Regions from separate parts of the Homo sapiens genome. Here region 1 is linked to region 2. Evidence: chromatin loops called from intact Hi-C (ENCODE). Cell type or tissue: chondrocyte. All regions are shown on one strand. Links, peaks and the distances in the headings refer to the core of each region. The heading gives the core; the rest is flanking DNA.

Region 1 (2,819 bases), core at 159-2,658, 400 kb before region 2:
ATTTTTGTAGAGACGGGGTTTCACCATGTTGGCCAGATGGTTTCGATCTCCTAACCTTGTGATCCACCCGCCTTGGCCTCCCAAAGTGCTGGGATTACAGGTTTGAGCCACTGCGCCTGGCCCTTACGTCCAATTTCTAAAAACTGCTTTTGTTGTTGTTATTATTGGTTGGAGTGTTTTTGTTTGTTTGTTTTTGTTTGTTTGTTTTGCTTGATTTTAAGAAATGCATTTTGGTTATCTGGTCACATATCCCAATGCATTTGACCAATTACATGACTCGAGTCCTTAGAAAGTATCTTAAAAGACTGACCCCTGCACAAGACATTTAAGGAAGGACTTAGAACATAAGGAAATGTGGCTGTTGTCAAGGCAGTGTGAGCACTGCGCAAACTCTGACAAAGGACATGCCACTCGGCCAGTCATCTGTTTCAGAAAATGGCTTGGGGAAGAGTTTATGTATTTACAAATCTCTGCTGAGTAATAAAAGGAGCAAGCGGTGCACAGTATATGGAGCTGAATAAATAACACTGAAGCGAGGAGGGCAGAGCCCATAAAGTGTGCCACCTTATGTCACGGGAGCCACTGCTGGCTTTGCTAATTTATGATTGTTCGTGAAGCATCAAGGACACATGGCTGGGCTGCCTTGGAGGCAATGTGGATTCTGCAGCATCTGGTATGTGGAGGGAGAGACACAAAACATCAAAAGCCTTATGCAGAACTTTAGTGCCAGGTTGGACAGAACACACATTTCAACATCTCCATTCACACGTGATGTGCATTCACTTTGTTTGAATGCTGAAAATTACCACTTACTTCTGCCTTGTTGCACTTAGTTCAAAAGCACGTGACATAAGCATGTTATATTATCCTCTATTCTGGATCAATGACCAACTCAGACCCAAGGGCATAAATTAGAATTTTGCATTCCCATTTATATTATGTTCAAATTGTGACCTCTATTTTTAAAAAGTGAAATAATTTTAAAAAAAATCCAAGAAAGTTGAACTCCAAATTTGACTGTTTTTACTGTTAAATGACATGGTATGGTTTTCCTACCATTGACTCTGAAATCTTAAATAACTGGCCATTTAAAGCATGTCCATCCTTACTCACTAGGATGCGGAATAGCTGTCATCCCCTATGGCATTATCTGAACATCTGTGTTATGCTCCTGCAGTGCCACTAGAGGGAGCACAAGTTAGCTAACATACCCTGTTCTCAGCACTTGGCATCTTCGAAGATGCTCACAATTTGACTGGGGAGGACATAGCATGCATCCATCTTGGCACCTGTTCTGCAAAAATACTGAGTGAACTGGAAAAGAACTAGGTCACAGGACTCGAAGGACATCACTCTCCATCGGAGTGCCCTTCATTCCTGGAAATTCCAGGGCACATCAAGAGCTGACAGCAAGATGATACAGGGCTGTATCATCCGGTTAAGGAGTTTTAGGGCAGAGCATCCAGAGACACACAGGCCTCAAGAAGGGCAATGTGTCCAATTACCCTTTCCTGGGGTGGGGGTGGGGGTATGGATTCTGATGTGGAATCCAGCAAGCACCTTTGGAGAGAAGCGTAGTAGAGAAAGGGAGGTGTGAATGTATGTGTGTGTGTAGAGCAGGACACAAACTCTCTGATTGATGCGGTTCTTTCTGATGTCTCTTGTCAGATCAGCAACCAGGAAACATCTCCTGAAGTCTAACAACCGGAAAGAGTTTTCCAGTGAGAGCAGCAGCAGGGAAGCCTTTTGTTTGTTTGTTTTTAAACAATAGGTTCCTAGGAAATACCATCTACACTAATTTGGTGAAATTGATAAGTAATTTTTTTCTCCCAGGAAGAAAATAGAATGTCCAGGTTATGTTATCACTTTCTCGTCTATTTTCTACTAAGGAGGATCCCTCTTTTTTTATACTCAAATTAGACTGCAGAGTATGTTAGAATTCCCTAAAAGGATCTTGATGGTTTAAAAAAGGAGCCCAGAAAGTCCATTTTAGGGGCAGTACCTCTTTGGGAAGGCATTTTTTCGTTTAGCCATCACTTACAAAGTGCAGACTATATGCCAGTTGGATAAGACGCTCTTCAGGGGCAGGCAGACAGATAATTCAGTGTCTGGTATGTGGGAGCCACTCAGTAAGTGTTTGTTAAATGAATGAATGAGTGAACAAATGAATGAATGTCCTGATAGAAGAAAGTACAGACTGCTGAGGAATCATGAAAGAGAGATACATAACTTTTGCTGGGGTAGGAGGCACTGTGACTCTTGGGGGAAGCTAAGGCCTGAGCTGAGTCCTGAAGGCTGACTGCAAGGTGGGGATCAGGGGAGATGGGGGTGGTCGGAAGAGGTGGGGTGGGGAATTCTCGGCAAAGGGAGCAGTGTATCCATAGTGCTGAGATGTGAGGGAAAAAGTACCTTGAGGAAATCACAGGTAACTTAGGATAATGGGGACAGAGAGTTGAGCAAAAGATTACAGAGGTCTTCAGTAGCAGAATGAACTTCTAGGTAAGTTTGACATTGGATAGCATTCATAATAGTAATAGCAAACCACAGACTCAGTACTGGAGGCTTTATGCATATTAAAGCCTCACAAACCTCACAAAATTGAGATGGAGTTTTGCTCTTGTTGCCCATGCTGGAGTGCAATGGCACGATCTCGGCTAATTGCAACCTCTGCCTCCTGGGTTGAGGCGATTCTCCTGCCTCAGCCTCCCTAGTAGCTGGGATTGTAGGCACCTGCCACCATGCCCAGATAATTTTTGTATTTTTAGTAGAGATGGGGTTTCACCATGTTGGCCAGGCTGGTCTCGAACTCCTGACCTTAC
Region 2 (2,819 bases), core at 30-2,529:
ACGCACCAATCAGCACTCTGTGTCTAGCTAAAGATTTGTAAACACACCTGTCAGCACGCTGTAAAAACGGACCAATCAGCAGGACGTGGGCGGGGCCAAATAAGGGAATAAAAGCTGGCCACTAGAGCCAGCACCGGCAACCCGCTCGGGTTCTCTTCCATGCTGTGGAAGCTTCGTTCTTTCACTCTTCATAGTAAATCTCGCTGCTGCTCACTGTTTGGGTCCGCACTACCTTTATGAGCTGTAACACTCACTGTGAAGGTCTACAGCTTCACTTCTCAAGTCAGCGAGATCACGAACCCTCTGGGAGGAAGAAACAACTCCAGAGGCGGCACCTTTAAGAGCTGCAACACTCACTGCGAAGGTCTGCGGCTTCATTCCTGAAGTGAGCGAGACCATGAACCCACCAGAAGGAGGAAACTCCGGGCACATCTGAACATCTGAAGGAACAAACTCCGGACACACCATCTTTAAGAAGTGTAACACTCACCGCGAGGGCCTGCGGCTTCGTTCTTGAAGTCAGAGAGACCAAGAACCCACCGGAAGGAACTAATTCCAGACACATTGCCACTGAGTAAATAGCGTGTTGAGAGTGTGTGTTGTGTGCTCCCAGTGTCCAGTATAAGACACAGCCTGTGACCAGTTTTCATTTATAAAATGACTATTAGAGGACATTTCTTAAGCAGGTACTATTTTTAGATGGGTTGTTGAGTGCAGCAGGGAAGTCCGCTTTCATCCTCTGTCTGAGGGTGATGGGCCACCTACTACTTGAAACATTTTGGTTCACTTCCACCTAGGCTGAATTTGGAGATCTAACCTAGCTGGGAAACTCCTTCCCTACTCAGAACAGATGTACAGAAAAGATACGTTTATAAACACCTCCCTGTTGTTTCTGTGTAAATATTACTGAAAAACCACTTCCTTTGCTCCCCTCATCTTTCCAGTATCTTTCTAAATCACTTCCACTGTTATTATGCTCTTTTCTTCTAAGGCTATAAATTCGGCTGCAATTCAAATAATCCACTGTGTTGGGCTTCCTTGTCTGTGAAGTAATATGAATGGAGTGCCATCTAGTGATCAGAAAGAAGACAGCAGAAACCCAGCCCAAAGGGTTCCACAGGAGTCTTTCATGTTTGCAAACAGATATGTTGAGTTTGGGTGATAAAGAGATGGGAGGAACAATTATTACCAAATTCACGAAATCATGTTTGCCGTTCTATAAATGCCTACCTGTTTCAGAGAAAAAGACTTGGCTATTTGAAAAATTCAATACCTGTTAAGCAATAAGACCTACACATTTTTCCAGTTTTTACACAACCATGGGTCACTATGGCTCACATGATCAAATGTAAGTAAAAAAACTTATTGGTCTTTTGACAGAATCTTTTTTTCAAACAAATAACATTTTCCTATAGATTTATGCAATACATTTAAATTTGTATTTTCTGTAGAAAACATTTCTTAATAGAATACACTAAAACTTTTTGGAGAGGGTATATTAGAATATGTTCTGGCTTTTTGACATTTAGAGTGATAAAATTGTAACTCCTGGGTCCTTGTCAGTAGTCCAGATTTTGGCTATTTTTATAGATGTGACATAGCAGTATCTCTTGCTACTAAGCAACTACTGCCAGGCTAGACTAACACCAGGAGGGACATGACATTGCTGACAGAGATCCTGCAGCCATCTGTAGGCAGCAGATGGGGTGGGGCAAGGTGGCCACTGAGGCCTGGAAAATTAATCACTATGTCTGAGGTCAAATGATGATCAAATAAAATATTGGTTCTCTGACCTATAGTTTTGGGGAATGGGGAATTTTAAATATGGTGTGTGCAGTATGCTCGCTCTCTCTGTACACTTGAGAAAAGAACAGGAAGGAGAAAAAGTAAGGAGTGATAGCATGATCTAAATCATGGTGTCATATTTCTGGATTGACATTGCCCCCTTGGGATTTTGTAGGTAGGTGGAGCTCCATAGGGCTGCTGCTTTTAATAAACCCGATGCACACCTAGCTTCTCTTCCCACTTCCACTTAGCGGGGACATTAAGTGCTGATAGCTCCAGGGAGTGGCATAATTCTTAGATAATATTAGCCCAAAAATTTTTGCTATGAATTAAGAAAAGTATTTGAGAAGTTTGATGTGATCTTCACTGCTTTCTACTTTCTGAGTCTTTCTTACCCACAAGTTATCATTCCTCTTTGCATCTCCTCTGGTTCTTTTTACTCTTTCCAAAAGAGCTTTCCTCAGTGTTTTTCTCTTTACATTCTTTCCCTGAGCTATTTAACATCTTCAACGATCACCAAAATTCCGATGACTCCAGAATCTCTGTCCAAGTCCGACTTCTGTCTCAAATTCCAGCTCCACCTGGAATTTGCTCGTTGGATACCTGTAACTTTTTCCACCATTCAGAACTGCAGACGTTGCCTGTCCAAAACCGAGCACCAATCTCCTCATGTTTCCTTTCCTGTGGGTGGCCCAGAATCTCCCAGCTGACTCAGCATTCTGCCCTAATGAACCTCTTGTTCTTTGCTTTCCACAGCCAGTTGTGCTGTTTGGAGATTGAGCGGTTCCTCTCACATACCCCAGTCCTCTTTATTCTTGCTAGAAAAGCTGATTAAAAAAAAAATCTTTTCCTCAATGGCTCCAGTTTTCCCTTCTCAGATCTACTTGACATACTAAATATATGGCACTCTGTTATGGGCTGCGTTGTTTTTTATGGACTAAGTTTTGTACCCCTCAAATTTATCTGTTGAAGTTCTAATTCCCAGCCCCTCAGAATGGGACTGTATTTGGAGATAGGGCCTTTACAGAGGCGAT

What was found. Peaks named below come from ENCODE experiments on the same cell type or tissue, not always from the same donor. Only the 100,000 strongest peaks of a DNase experiment are listed, where the experiment ranks them.
Region 1: a loop joins it to region 2, with 8 times the contacts of the local background. A loop is called at or near these places in 23 of 110 quality-filtered maps.

The regions. Positions count from the first base shown.
Region 1 is chr1:233,789,654-233,792,472 of GRCh38, reverse strand. No RefSeq gene overlaps it. Among named protein-coding and RNA genes, the nearest start is that of SLC35F3, 110 kb to the left of the region's middle. In chondrocyte, for the core only: CTCF peaks have their summits at 988 and 1,187 (motif pointing right); no DNase peak of the experiment used is centred there.
Region 2 is chr1:233,393,311-233,396,129 of GRCh38, reverse strand. No RefSeq gene overlaps it. Among named protein-coding and RNA genes, the nearest start is that of MAP3K21, 67 kb to the right of the region's middle. In chondrocyte, for the core only: a CTCF peak has its summit at 1,074 (motif pointing left); no DNase peak of the experiment used is centred there.